2 separate regions of the Homo sapiens genome follow, and region 2 is linked to region 1. A link is a loop called in an ENCODE intact Hi-C map of the cell type or tissue named here. Cell type or tissue: mammary epithelial cell. All regions are shown on one strand. Links, peaks and the distances in the headings refer to the core of each region. The heading gives the core; the rest is flanking DNA.

Evidence for each region. A loop is a pair of places that touch in the nucleus more often than their neighbours do. Peaks named below come from ENCODE experiments on the same cell type or tissue, not always from the same donor. Only the 100,000 strongest peaks of a DNase experiment are listed, where the experiment ranks them.
Region 2: a loop joins it to region 1, with 4 times the contacts of the local background. A loop is called at or near these places in 22 of 110 quality-filtered maps.

What each region holds. Positions count from the first base shown.
Region 1 is chr11:129,328,116-129,335,853 of GRCh38, reverse strand. It overlaps LOC105369572 (a long non-coding RNA gene), which reads left to right and starts at 4,639. Exons shown (of 3, transcript XR_948175.2): 1 at 4,639-4,776. In mammary epithelial cell, for the core only: CTCF peaks have their summits at 1,738 and 3,857 (motif pointing right); DNase peaks (open chromatin) are centred at 3,853 and 4,473.
Region 2 is chr11:129,275,856-129,283,593 of GRCh38, reverse strand. It overlaps LOC399975 (a long non-coding RNA gene), which reads left to right and starts at 430. Exons shown (of 2, transcript NR_145484.1): 1 at 430-568. It also overlaps a transcript of ARHGAP32 not described here. RefSeq lists an enhancer at 62-563. In mammary epithelial cell, for the core only: a CTCF peak has its summit at 4,808; a DNase peak (open chromatin) is centred at 3,963; H3K4me3 peaks cover 2,196 bases.

The DNA.
Region 1 (7,738 bases), core at 921-5,920:
CACTAATGGGCTGATAGCATATACGATGTGGATACACTGGAAAAAGGGATGATTCACATTCCAGGCAGGACGGAGCAGGATGGTATGAGTTTTCACCATGCTACTCAGAACCACACACAATTTAAAACTTATGAATTGTTTATTTCTAGAATTTTCCATTTAATATTTTCAGACCATTGTTGACTGCAGGTAACTGAAACCATGGAAAGTGAAATTGCAGATAAAGGAGAACTACTATATCCTAAAATGAAGTGAAAAAATTACTAAATAAATCATTAGGGAATACATTAGAAAATATTCACTTAATGTAAAAAGAGAAAGAACAAAGTAAGTAAGAATAAAGGGGAAAGAAGGCATGACATATATAGAAAACAAAAGTAAATGGCAAATATAAATCCAACTATATTAATCATAACATTAAGTATCAATAGATTAAGTAATCCAATCAAAAGATAGAGATTTTCACCAACAAACATATGAAAAGAAGCTCATCATCATAGGTCATTAGAGAAATGCAAACCAAAACCAAAATGAGATACCATATCACGCCAGTTAGAATGGTGATCATTAAAATGCCAGGAAATAACAGATGCTGGAGAGGATGTGGAGAAATAGGAATGCTTTTACACTGTTGGTGGGAGTGTAAATTAGTTCAACCATTGTGGAAGACAGTGTGGTGATTCCTCAAGGATCTAGAACCAGAAATACCATTTGATCCAGCAATCCCATTATACACCATGGAATACTATGCAGCCATAAAAAAGGATGAGTTCATGTCCTTTGCAGGCACATGGATGAAGCTGGAAACCATCATCCTCAGCAAACTAACACAGGAACAGAGAACCAAACACTGCATGTTCTCACTCATAAATAGGAGCTGAACAATGAGAACACATGGACACAGGGAATGGAACATCACACACCAGGGCCTGTCCAGGGGTGGGGTCAGGGGAGGGAGAGCATTAGGACAATACCTAATGCATGCAGGGCTTAAAACCTAGATGACAGGTTGATAGGTGCAGCAAACCACTGTGGCATATGTATACCTATGTAAAAACCTGCATGTTCTGCACATGTATCCCAGAACGTAAAGTAAAATTAAAATAAATAAATAAATACAAATCAATAAAAAGATAGAGATTTTCAGACTGGATAGATGAATATGATTCAACTATATGCTGTCTACAGGAGCCATGCCTTAATTCCAAAGAGATGAAGAGATTAAAAGTAAAAGAATAGAAAAGAGATATATCATGCAAACAACAACCATAAGAAAGCTGAAATGCCTATACTAGGCCCCATCTCAAAAAAAAAAAAAAAGCCCACCTCTCAACTGTGGCATTGGGGATTAAGTTTCCACACATGAACTTTGGGGGACACATTCAAACCATAATACCTTGGCTTTGGCAAAAGATTCTTAGCTATGAGACTATGAGCATGGGCAATAAAAGAAAAAAAAATAAAATGAACTTCATCAAAATTAAAAGCTTTTACCGAAAGACTGAAAGAAAATATTTGCAAATAATGTAAAGAACTTGTATCCAGAATATATAAAGAACTCTTACCACTCAATAATAAAAAGATAATTAGATTAAAAAGTAGGCAAAGATTCTAAATAGACATTTCTTCAAAGAAGTTACAGAAATGAGAGGTAGCCACATGAAAAGATGCTCAACATCATTAGTCATTTGGGAATTAAAACCACAGTGAGATGCCACTTTGCACCACTAGGATGACAGCCCTGCTGACAAGGTCCCCACTGTGGGAAGTGCCTCTGAGAGTTCAAAGAGGGTCTCATAAGTACTCACAAATAAGTCCACTTTAACTGGGTACTTTAAGGCTCTTCATAGAACTAGGCAGGCAATAAATTCAAGTGACAGGCATCCTGTACATTACTTGTCCCATTAGGAGGGTGAGTAGGGCTTTCTTATAGGGTGAAGCCTGTGGCTGTTTTCTTTTCTTTTCTTGCCTTTTTTTTTTTTTTTTTTTTTTTTTGAGATGGGATCTCACTCCGTCACCCAGGCTGGAGTGCAGGGGCACAATCTCGGCTCACTGCAACCTCCCCCTCCTGGGTTCAAGTGATTCTGGTGCCTCAGCCTCCCGAGTAGCTGGGACTACATGAGTGTACCACCACTCCTGGCTAATTTTTGTATTTTTAGTATAGATGGTATTTCACAGTATTGGTCAGGCTGGTCTCAAACTCCTGGCCTCAAGTGATCCACCCACCTTGGCCTCCCAAAATGCTGGGATTACAGGTGTGAGACACTACACCTGGCCTGTTTTCTTCTTCCTTAGGATAATTTCTCTTCCAGGAAACTCCTTCTAACTCCCTTCATACTATCCCTGGAGGAATGAATCTCTGACAGGCTTTACAACCATTTACCAGATATTCCCAGCACCTCTGAACCCCAGGACTGGCCATAGCTCCTGTTCCCTTCCAGCAGTTTCCTAAGCTCCAACACAATTACTTTCTGTCTTTCCTGATGTGTTCAATCAAACATATTTCAACTCTACTTAGAGACAAACTAAAACTCCTCCCACTCCATGGTCCCACATTACTGTTTGTTGTTTGTTTGTTTGTTTGTTTGTTTGTTGATATGGAGTCTTGCTCTGTTGTCCAGGCTGGAGTTCAGTGGCAGGATCGTGGCTCTCTGCAGCCTTGACCTCCTGGGCGCAAGAGATCCTCCCACCTCAACCTCCCAAGTAGCTGGGATGACAGGCCCATGCCACCATACCTGGCTAAATATATATATATATATTTATATATATCTCTACAAATATAGATGGGGTTTTTGCCAAATTGCCCACGCTGGCCTTGAACTTCTGGACTCAAGCGATCTGCCTGCCTCAGCCTCCCAAGTAGCTGGGACTACAGGCCCACACCACCACACCTAGCTAAATATTCAGACATATATATATAACATATATATTTATATTTATATATAAAATTATATATATATGGAGAGAGAGACAGGGTTTCACTAAGTTGCCCAGGCTGGTCTTGAGCTCCTGAACCCAAGCAATCTGCCTGCCTCAGCCTCCCAAAGTGCTCGGATTACAGGCATGAGCCACCATGCCTGGCCAGCAGCAGCTTTTATATGCATGATTATCTAATTTTATTCCTGCCTTTCCCAAGACGGCGTTACAATTTTTGTGGGTCCTGGAGAATTTTGCCTTCATGGACTTCTTCCTCCATAAAAATATTAAATGTTATAATTTAAAAATACTAAAATTGTGTTAAAAATTTGCATTGGCATAAAGATACTCATTTTTCTTGCACCTAAAATTTCATGTTTTCTTATATTTTAAAAGAAATTAAAACATCTTCATGGGATTCTAAAAATATTGTGGGCTTCGGGTACTGGGCCTTCTGTAACCATGAATTAAGTTGGCCCTGGTCTTTCTGTCTTTGTAACCGTAGTTCCCAGTCTGAGTACAATCAATATTCAATAAATTTTTGTTGAAGGAGGTTAATATTCTAGTCCAGCACACTCGAAAAGTTGTTTGACTATCAAATGGGAGAGGAGTTTCAGAAGCAATGTATAAACTGTGAGGTCTATGCAAATAAAATAAATTTGGGGCAGGGAAAGAGGTGTTAATTTGTGGAACAGAATTCAAGATTTCATCCAGAAGAGGAAGCACACCAGGCTGTGAGTATCGCTGATAGGGAAAGCAGCAGAACACCGAAGCAAATGTTTGCCTCCTTCAGTATTCTGCCAAGGCCTGGGCCTGCATGGTGCTCGCCCCTGGATTTGGACAGCTGTCAGGAAAATCAGCAGGAACCGGGAACAAACATATGTCGAGACACAGGCAACATCAGACTGTGAAAGCTGATCCGCCCGCCCAGCTCCACCAGATGGCAGTATGTCAACGGGGAGTCTGACGGAGCGTCTCCAATGGGCACCAATTAGATGACCTTGTGCTCATGCCAGAGCCGGGGAGCTGCTTGTTAAGATAATTGCTGATAATTTTTCTTCTCATTATCGAATGAGGATTTTTTTTTAATTAACAGCAAAGGATGCAAAATTGAGTATGTTATTGTACTCCTTGTCCACAATGAGGCTACAACCAAGATAGAGAGTTCAGACATGCAAAAAAAAAAAAACAAAACAAAACAAGAAAACCCAAAAAAACAAATAAACAAACAAAAAAGTAATGGATATTGATAATAGGTATTGATAGTCATTGTACACAAATTAATTCATCATCATCATCATCAATTACAAAATGCTACTGACGTTGAGTTTTCATTCAGCCGACCTTGGTGCATTTCTTCAAGTCTTGTAAATAGAAGTTAATTCATTGGTGGATGTAAATTGTGCAGACATGGTCTGTGATAATACTCACTCCAAGAGTCACCCAGGGCTGGAAAAGTGCTTCCGTGTCAGAGGCCACACCCTGCAGCCAAGCACAAGGTCCAGCCTTCCCTCAGCAGCTGAGGACTTGCAGACAATGCGTGCTTGCGTTCCAGCCACATCTTACTCACCCTGGAGGCTGCCAAGCAGCTATGAGAGCATGGGCCTTTCCATTAGGACACCTGTATTAGTTTCCTCAGGCTGCCATAACAACCTACCACAGATGGGGTGACAAACAACAGAACTTTATTTTCTCACAATTCTGGAGGCTGGAAGCCTGAGATCAAGGTGCCAGCAAGATTGGTTTCTTCTGAGACTTCTCTGTGTAGCATAGAGAGAGCCTCCATTCTGTGTCTTCGTGTGGTCTTCCTTCTGTGCTTGTCTGTAACCAATCTCCTCTTCCTATAATGACATCAGTCAGGTAAGATTGGGGTCCACCGTAATGACCTTATTTTAACTTAATTATTTTTATAAAACCCTATTTCCAAATAGAGTCACATTCTGAGATACTGGGGCTCGGGAGTTCAACACTAAATTTCGGAGGGACATAACTCAGTCCATAGGAGCACCCAAATTCTTGTCTTGGTTCCCCCACTTACTAGGTGGGTGAAATACTAACGTTAGGCAAGTCATTCACTGGGCCTCAGGCTTATTGGCTATAAAAACAAGGCTGTTGGATTATGTCATCTCTGTGGTCTAAAAATCTGTGATCACTACAATCAATACAAGGCTGAATTTTGCAAGACCAAGAGCAGGATGATTTCCAAGCCAGCCACAAAGGACAATTGTCTCCTTGCATGGATGTCAGCATGTATATGCACATACATGTTTCTATACACTCTTTAATCTGTAAAAACAGCTTTCATCGACTTACGAAGACCACCTTCCACACATGCCCATGCACTTAGTGCTTAAGGATAGTATCAGAACAAAGCATCATAAAAATGTATTTTCTCCAAGCAAGTTGGTCATTTTTCTTTTATTCCATCTTTGAAAGAAAACTGCAAGCAGAGAGTCTACTCCATTCTCTCTTTTGAGTCCTTGTCTATGTGGCTATTCTCTGCATGGATTTTCCACTTCTGCACTCACCCCTGCCCTATTTCCGCAGGACAAGCTGCTATACCAAGGCTCAACTCAAATGTCACCACCTCCATAAAACCTTCCCAACATTCCAGAAAGAGCTGTCTGCTCTTTTCACTACCTCCATAGCATATGGTATACTTTTCTATGATGATAAATAGAGCCAGACGGCAATGCTACCCAACCAGGCCTATGCAATTATTCTTCCTAAGTCTAATTTATTCACTTAGCAGGACTCCAGCAGCCACCATACTAAGCTTCACTGTTTAGGCTGACACAGTGTAACCAACCCAGACCTGGCCTCAGTAAGGAAGAGCCTTCAGTGATCACTCAGGGCTGCATGCTTTCTTGTCAGAGGCTAGCAGCGTATTATTTCTGAACATGCCAAGGAGATTAAAGGTAGGACAATATTCCCAAAGGCCCCTTCTGCCGAGAACACCGATGAGTAATGGGACCAGTACTACATTCGCTACCAGTCATCCAAGGAACAAAATGAAAAACACAGGGGTCTTATTCTACCCTCTTCCTGCTCTCTCCTCTCCCGCTGTGTACAGCAGATAGAGGTACCAAGAGAATAGCCAGAGACATAAAGCACACCCAGATACAAACCAGGCTACTCAATACACTCATCTTGGCTTTTTCTCTTGAGAGTCCTCCTCACCAGTCCTCCCCTCCAGTTGGAAATAGGCCCTACCAGTGGCTCACACCTGTAATCCCAGCACTTTGGGAGGCCAAGGTGAGTGGATGACTTGAGGTCAGGAGTTCAAGACCAGCCTGGCCGATATGGTGAAACCCCATCTCTACGAAAAATACAAAAATTAGCTGGGCATGGTGGCTCACCCCTGTAGTCCCAGCTACTTGAAGGGCTGAGGCAGGAGAACCTGGGAGGTGGAGGTTGCAATGAGCCGAGATCGCACCACTGTACTCTAGCCTGGACTACAGAGTGAGACTCTGTCTCAAAAAAAAGGAAAAGAAAAAGAAATAGGCCCTACCTCTGGGCTCCTTGTGGCCTTCACATTTCTCACAGAAGAGGCAGAGCCATGATTCAGCCAAGGTGTGTACATCTGTGAAAATTAGAGAAGGCCACACTGGAGCTCTGGAGGAGAGATGGAGGACTGTCTTCTAGCGTGGAAGACAAATTACCTGAACTTAAACACCGGAAGTCCAAGAACTAGGAGTAGAACATTCTCTAAGGGATTAACACTTGGCTAGCAACTAACTGTGTGACTGCAAGCAAAGCAAATCAGCAGCTTCTCTGGCTCTTTCATCTGCATAAAATAAGGGTTGAACTCCATGATCTGCAAGATATCTCCTCCAGCCATGGCAGCCTGATTCTACTAATCCATCCCAGGCAGGTTTTGCTGAAGAGAAATTTTCAAGAGAAAGGAGAGGGAAAGAGTGTTAGGGAATTACAGCCCAACAGCTTTCTCTTGATGAAAAGGGACCATTTAAATTCACAGCAAATTTTCCTACCAGCTGACTTGGAAAAGAAACATAGATGTGAAAACACATATTTATTTATATTTCAGCTTTTTGCTAGTGAAAATTCTTGTCTGTTTCAATTAAATTGAAAACTGAATTTGCTTAACTAGTGAATTTGCTTAATAGGCTGACCTGAGAGAATAAAAGATTAACAGATATCTCTAGATATATCACTTTTATTCTGAATTTAATCATACATTTTGCATAAGTGCAAATGTAAAACATTTTGAGATGAAATTCATAGAACAGAAGCATATTAAAATAAAATTAAAATGGAATCATTTTTCTTTGACAGCTAAATTCAGAAACTTGAGTCTTAGATTTAGTTCAGAAGCTGCCATTTCAAATAATTTTTAAGCATTGGACTATGGAAAGTCGAGGTAAAATTGTGAGTTAGAAAGGTTAACCTCCCACCCTTCACCTTTCCTGGCACCCATGCCATTTCTCTCAGCAACCTCCCTCTAAACCCCCCTCCAAGCATCCACGCCTCATTTTGCCCTTCATCTATGAGGGTTCCGCTCTTTTTTCCCATCTGTTCACCTATTGTCATTCCCAACCTAGCTTTGCTTTCCTCAAAACATCCAGTACCCAGCGATTTCTTCATCTACTTTCATCAAAAGTAGGCTGCCCTGTCCTCCATTTCTGGATGGCTACGTTCCTGAGAATCGGTGGTCAGCTGTGGTGGCCTCCTGGGAACCTAAGTGACCTTACAGGACACCAGGAGAGGCAGAAAGCACACAGCAAAGAGGGGATATGTCCTGGGCAGGCCATCCTGAAGCATGCAGGGCAACTCCTGGAGCTCACCTTAAAAGGCTTACGCT
Region 2 (7,738 bases), core at 1,812-6,811, 53 kb after region 1:
CAAAGTCCAGGCCCTCATGGTGCTTACATTTTAGGAACAGAGTCCAATAATAAATATTGATTACACAACATAATCATGTAGTGATAAGTGCTATGAGAAAAAAAAGAAGCAGAGTAAGGGGACAGAGAAGGCAGAACTATTTTATATAGTAGTAGGAAGGTTAATTTAAAAGCCAGGAAGGTGGAGTCTTCCTGGCAGGTCTGAGAAACCTCAGGAGGGAGGTGGGTGTGGCTGAGGCAGAGTGAATGGCAAAAGGTAAAAAACTGAACTGGTGAGTCAGGGCTGAAAGGACTTGAAAGGCTGGGAAAGGACTTTGGATTTTATTGCAGTGTGATTAGAAGCACAGGGCCCTGGAGTGTTTTGGGCAAGAACAAGGACATTATCTTACCAATGCTTTACAATAAATTCTCTGGTGGCTGTGTAGAGGCTAGACCGTGGAGGGGAAAAAGTGGAAGCAGGGTGATGGTTCGTCTGTCCCAGTCACCCAGGAGAAAGATCACGGGGAGGGCAGACATGGGTGTTCGTGGTTAAGAGAGAAGGATGCGATTGGCTTCCGTACCATTTGAAGGTAGGCTAAAATGAACGTGGTGATTGAAAGGAAGAGATATTTTTTGTCCTGTGATGAGGCAGACTTGGAGGAATCAGTTTTGGGTTTTGTTTACAATATGGAAATCAAAAGTTCTGTTTGAGACACATTAAGTGGGAGATATTCAAATGGAGATGCCTGGAGGCAGCAGGATATAAGAGGGTGGAGTGCTGGGGAGGGGCCAGGGTTAAAAGTAGAGGCTACTTAAAGCCTTGCTGGAGGATGCTGCCTAGGGTGGCAGTGTAGAAAGAGAACAGGAGGGGCCCACGGTCAGAGCCCTGGGGCAGGCAGCAGATAGAATCACAGAGGAGGCCAAGGACCCCATTCAAAAGTGGACATGTCAATAGGTGGAGTTGGTGTTAAGGTTTAAAGACTGAAAAAAAAAATTTCATAGGAGAATAACACAAAGTTCTGAATTACTATGATAGAGGTTCATGATGAAAATGTGATAGGGAAAGGAGAGAAGATGGAAAGTTTATCATTTCAATGAATGCATCAGGGATTAATAACATCTCAGTGAACAGCAGTACTGGTGTTCCTTAAAATGTTGCCCATGGTAGTGGGCATGGATTCCATGTTTACAGGGGCTGTTTCACGAGCGTCAATATTAGCAAGGAGTATGCTACAGACAGACAACACATCTTTTTTTGACATCTCTTTTTAATAGGGACACAATATGCAGCTGGCGCTTTGGCCAGGAAAGAATAAATAAGCAAGACAATGTCAATTGTCGCTTTGGGAAAATTCTGTGTTAAAATTCTCTATGAAACCTGGCCTACTTTCAGCAACTTTTCTCAATACAGCTGTTGAGCATTCTCAATTTGGGGATGCAAATAAGCTTCTTCTCTCTCCCTTGCTCAATTCCCAGGCCATCTTTCAAACTCAAGGTTAGGTACGTATTGCAGTCCTCTGTGTGGCTGCCCTCGTCACTGGCCCTACTTGTCTGCACCGTGACGCTGCTTCAGCGTCTAGAGGGGACTGCAATGCAACAGATCTGAGATGCCAGGAGTGAACCCAGATGCTACCTCCTGGCAGACAGCAGTGCCAAGACTGAGAAAGGAGGCCAGCCTGAGGTCTCCAATAGCTTCGGCAAGAGGGGGAATTTGTTTTTTCCCCTCCCCTCCTACCCCTCACCTTGTACATATTGAATCAAACCATACATAAGCTACACATTCAGTTATTTAACATTGGACAGACTTTTTCTTGTATAAGGAATGTTGCAATTTTTTGTGATTTATGTATTTAATCATTAAGGGTGTTATTAGGACAGAGGTAATTGATTACAAACATCTGAAACGCCAAGGGCAGATGGCTGCAGAGTTACCCAGCAATCACAACTTCCAGTTCATATGCAGGTTTGGCAATAATAACTAGGACACAGGACATTTGGACAGTGTGGCCCAAGGAGAGGGAGTGCTGGCTCAGAATGAGGTTAAGGAGCATCACCAGCACCCTTGAACTTGCTCAAACACCTCTAATCTTTGGAAAACACACATGGCATCCCTTTGTTCTCTTCTATAAACTAGATATACTACATATAAGGAGAGAAAGTTACCAAAATGTTTAGAGGCTCTAAAGTAAAATATCTGTGTCATCCAATGTATGCATAATCCTAGCTCTTTTATATATTATGTACCTCCACCACTTAACCATAAACCATTTAACATCCATTCAGCTGCTGTGGCTGACTTTCAGGGTGCGGTGGTGAAACTGTGGGATGTGAAGGATTTCTGAAAAGAATGCATATTGTCATCGAGTAGCCAAGAGACTGGGGCCTTGGGCAAAACTTGCTTCTCATAGTGACTTGGTTTTCTGTCCCACACGACTTCCTCTTGCTATCACAGGATGTTTGTGTTTAATGCTCAACAAACCCCTAGAACAACAAAAGCTACCTAATCCATACCTGTCCCTCTCTGGCAGAGATGGCTCTCTGTGGCCCAAAGATGAACCCCAGGGAATTGCTGCAGTTTGGTGAAAGAAGAGTTTTAAACTATGGCCTTATTATGCTGAAGTCGAAGGTCTCTAGTTTTTGTTCTTTACCTTGCTGTTTCTGTAGCACTTAGGAGGTATCCATGAAGACCCTTATGAATCTCAGGTGCACCTGACTATTTCCAGCAGAGGGCTGCCATGCATTTATTTCAAGTTGGCTTCTTTCAAATTTTCCCATCCTAGTTTGTGCTTCTAGGCAAATCTTCTCATTCCATCCCTTCCCTAGTACTTGTTCTTTAAAGCAACTTTGATTACACTGAAGCTGGAAGAGTGGGATTATTGTGCATGTTCACTCTCTAATTTCTCTCCAGGATGTGGTGAAATCCTGCTTCACGTATGCCCTTGACATTCTGCTAATCGCGGTCAAGGCCACGTTTTATATTCAGTGACTCCCACTGAAATGACTAAATGCTGAGTGGACCCAAATTACTGCAGTGACATTAGATGATGCAGTATTTGGCATCGGTAGACTTGAGAATAAGAGTGAATTCTGTAGGTTAATCACCCCCAACATTTATTTAGATACCAAACTGAGTCAGAAGTGAAAGGTACACGCTTGAAAGAAAAAAATGAAAATAGAACGCGGTAGAATGTCAAGATATCTTTCCTGTATTCTGTGACACAGATGGTCGTTGCAGGTGGAAGTGCTGCACCGCCTTTGGGGGCTGAACAAAAGGAACAGGGGAAGCACCAAGGGCAGTGCCATCCACAGGCAGGGGGTTCCCAGGGAGCTCCTTCCCTTGTCTCCAAAACCTCTTTTCAGTCTAGCCACGCACCTTCAGTTTGGCCACTCTTTCACCCTTTCTTGTCCTTTCTCTCCCCTGCCATGCCACTTTCAATTTTCTGGTCCATAACTCTGAATGAAGAAGCCAACTGAAGGAACTTTTAGGCCCCCGGATTCCAAATAATAACCGGGGCGCGTCCATTCTAGACCCAAATGTGCAAGGGATGGAGAGGCGAGGATCTTCCTGACTTGAGGCAAAGCCCCCTCTCCTCCGCGGCGCGGTGACAGTGTTCTGGGGGTCAGCTGGGAGTAGAGAGGAGCCACTGCCGTAGTCTCGGAGGATGCCTCTTCCCGGTGCTACTGCTGCTGCTGCGGCGGCGGCCGGTTTTTTATTTTTGCACCGCAGCACAATGCCGGGGCCGAGGCAACAGCCTACGTCGGGACCTCTCAGGCAGCGTCTCTACCCACTTCGCGTTCCCTGTCCCCCAGTCCCCTAGGGGCACCCGCCGAACGCCCCTCGGCGCCCCACCGCAGCGCACGTGCGCTCCCGGGACAACAGCAGGCGAGGCTTCGGCGCGCCCCCGCCCCCTCGGCCGCGCGCGCGCTCCGCCCGCCGCCCGCCCTCCTCGCGCGTGCTCGTGCCCGCGGCCGCGGCGGCGCGCCTCTTCTCCCCGCTGCGGGCGTCGCGGGTGCAGGAGGAGGCGGAGCGGAGGAGGCGGAGGCTGGGCGGGCGGCGGGCTCCGGCGGGGGCACGCGCCGGCCAGCTGGGCGGGGGCGCTGCGGGGGCGGCCCGAAGGCGTCAGGGTGAGAGGCTCTGGAGCCCGAGGACCCGCGTCCCCGGGGGCCGACTCCGCCGCGGGAGGGCGAGCGCGGTGCGTGCCGGAGGTGGGGACTTGGAGGCCGCGGCCCGGCGCCCCCGCCCCCGAGCCTGACGGGGCGCGAGGCGGGATGAGGCGCTGGCGCGGGGGACGCCCGGCCGAGCCCCCGCGGCTGCCCTCGGCGGCCAGGCGCTAGGCTCGGCGGCGCGGGCGGCGCTCGGCGGCGGCGGCGGCGGGCGGAGGGCGTCGGGCCCGGCCCGCGGAGGGCAGACACGGAGCGGCCAGCGGGGCGCAGGGACGCCGCGGCGGCGCGGCGGGGCCGCGGGGCTCGGTAAGGCGGGCGCGCGGGAGGGCCGGGGGCGCCGGTGACGTGGGCAGGCCCCGCGGGGAAGGCTGCGGGGGGCCTCTCTTTCCTTCTTAAAATATTCTTTTTAGAGTGAGGGTTCCGGATCGCATGCTCCCGGAGGAGCCTCTCGGTTGTCCCCCCGCCCCCGGCCCCATCTCCCCGGCCTCCCGGGGCGGACGGCGCTGCGGGCCCACCGCCTCCCGCGCCCGCGCCCCGCGCTCCCCGCGGCCTCCGCGAGCCGGGCGTTCGGACGGCGTTCTGGCCTGCCGCAGCGCTCTCCGCCCCGGGCCCAAGGCGGGCGGCAGCCGCGACTCCTGGGAGCGGCCGAGTGGGGGCTCCAGGGACACCGGCGCTCCCGGAGGAGCCGCGGGAGCGTTTCCCTCCGCTGCCCGCGGGCGACATCGCGGGTCCCGCCCCCAGGTGTGCGTGGGCCCCGCGGGGCCAGAGGTCTCTGCTCCCTTAGGCTCCCGTGGAGTTCCCCCCTCGTCTTTCCGATTGACTGAAGTTGCCGCTGCATGTTGGACGACGGTGGTGCATTAGTGCCTTTTTTCCCCCTCGCTTCCTCGCCACCCCTGTACCTTGGTTTCCCGTTTTTTGACTTTATCAAATATTTATGTTAAAGATTTTCTTAAGCAGTACACAAGAAACGGTAGGGAGAGAAAATCAGACTTGGTTTCTTAGCTTTAGTCTACCTTGGACCTTTTGTAGCTTCACCTTCTGTTTGTGAAACTTGAAGATGGAAGGAAGGAGGAGACCCAAGCAGAATGCTTGGGATGCAGTTTAATAGTCATCTTTTAGGAAATAGAATTTGGATAATTATAATTTTGATCTGAATGCAGAGTTACAATCTGTCTTTAAAATGCTTGGGGCACTGCGTGATGCTACATGGCTAGCTGGCAGCTGGGCCATAGCATTGTTGTCAGCATCTCTTTTATTTTCTATTCTTTCAGAGTTTTATTTGGCACAGATTTAGACCTTTTAAGTCAGTCTGAATGGGGATAACTTTTCTGATACATTGGTTGCTTTTGTAAACATTGTCTATGTTTGTATTTCTATTGGAAGAAGAAAAAGCAAATGGTGCTGGAGTGCGGTGGCTCTTAAGAGTCTCCACAGTTTGCTAGTTTGAATCAGTGACTGGATTTGTTGTAATATTTTTGAGTATTTATGGTTGTGACTCAATATATCCTTCCTTATTGGATACATTGAAGTCTAACTGAGAATCGATATTTGTTCCTTGGACTTGAGTGTGAAGGAAAGAGAAGCTTTAATTACTACTACAACATGACCTCAAAGTTTTTCAAGTACTCAATGTTGTGTTTTCTTTTTAATGGGGCTGTTTGTGAAGATGAGGCATTAGGATGTTGTGATTTCCATTTTCAGGAATGTCTGGAGTCTGAGTCATTCTTGGAATTGGATATATGGTGATGCTTCATAGAGCAGGTGTCTCTATGGAAATGTCAGGTTGGAATTGTGTTTAAGCCAGTTATCTTCGTACCGTGGTCCCTATAGCAGTCCGTGTATAAAGCAGCACTTTGGACAGAGACTTGTCTGGACACAGCTAAGGTGGAAGCCCAGTTTACTGTATGATCGTTCACATTGAGGTGGGTGACAGGGTGAAGTAGTGGGGGAGAAAAACATAAGTGGGACAGAGAGGAAATGTTAGTTGGAAGAACCTTCTCCAGTTATGTAACTGTTTTGTTTTCTAGGGAGAGACTAAGAACCAGCAAGACAGGCTCAACTGTCTTCTTTAGAGCCTTTGATGTTGGTTTGAATTCCAGTAGTTATGTTCCTTCTGTGTTCATTTCCTAACCTCCGTATCATTTTCCAGTCACCAAAAGCTTTTCTGAAGTTGGCCTGCGACACTAATGGCAATACATTCATCTCTACTTTCTCTCTCTCTCGGTGCTATATAAACGATGTTTTTATTGTTGCTTGTTCTCTCTTGACTTATTCAAGTGTTTTCCTTCCCAAGCTGACCTGAGTATATTATCTGCACACTGTATGTTGATCGTAGACGCATGTAATAAATGTTAAGGACTAGGCATCTGTTTTCTTCATAAGGCTGTGGTAGCAGAAGAATGAAACAAAAAGGAACTTAACATAGTTGAACTTTTAAAGAGTAAGACTAATATTCTTGAGAATTTTTCGGATTTAACCCATGATTGTGAAGTCCAATGTCCATGGAAGTAGTCAGGAGGCAGCAAGGACTTGAAGTTAGGTTGTGGTTGCAGTTCTGCCCCATAGTAGCTGTGTGACAGCGTACCTTCCTTGGACAAGTTATTTACATTTCTGAGCTTGTTTGCATTTTATAAAATAGGGATCAGAAGGCTTGCATTGTTTTTCTTACAGAGCTGTGAAGGATCAGATGATAGAAAGGATATGAAAATGCTCTGCAGAACTGTTTTTAAATATGTAAAGTATTGTCATTACGTATAAACTTAGTTACTAACCTATGTTACCTGGTAAATTGGCCTAGCAAACTCTTTTAAATGTTGTAACAGAAATTTAAAAAACATGCATATAAAGGCTGGGCAGGGTGGCTTACACCTCTAATCAAATGCTTTGGCAGGCAGAGGTGGGAGGATCCCTTGAGGCCAGGAGTTTGAGACCAGTCTGGGCAGCATAGAGAGGCCCAGTCTTTACAGAAAATCAAATAAAAACCATTAGCTGAGTGTAGTGGCACACACCTGTAGTCCTGGCTACTCGGGAGGTTGAGATGGAAGGATCACTTGAGCCCAGGAATTAGGGGTTACAGTGAGCTATCATTGTGCCACTGCCCTTGAGCCTGGTCAACAGAGTGAGATCCTGTCTCAAAACAACAACAACAACAACAAAAACAGATAAGGAATGAGAACGTGTTAGATTTCTTCTAGTTCCAAAATTCTGTGCTCTGTCTTATTTAGAAAATCCACCGGTAGTACTTGCAATTTTGAACTCTCTGGAATTTTCAATTACTTGGAGACAGATCAAATTTATTGAGACTGTGAGCTACTGCTGCTGCTGCTTTTTAAAATTTAATAGAGTCAGGGTCATGCTATGTTGCACAGGCTGGCCTCCAAATTCTGGGCTGAAGCGATCTTCCTGCGTTGCCCTCCTGAGCAGCTGGGACTACTGGCCTGTGCCAAGGCTGGACAAGACTTTGAACTTCTTTAAAGTATCAGTTCACAATACCAAAGGAGGTTACAAGTTAATGATTTGTAAGAACTGTTTAGTAAAAAATATTTTAAATTTGTCTGCATTATTTAGGGAAGGGATGGGCAAACTGTAGCCTGCAG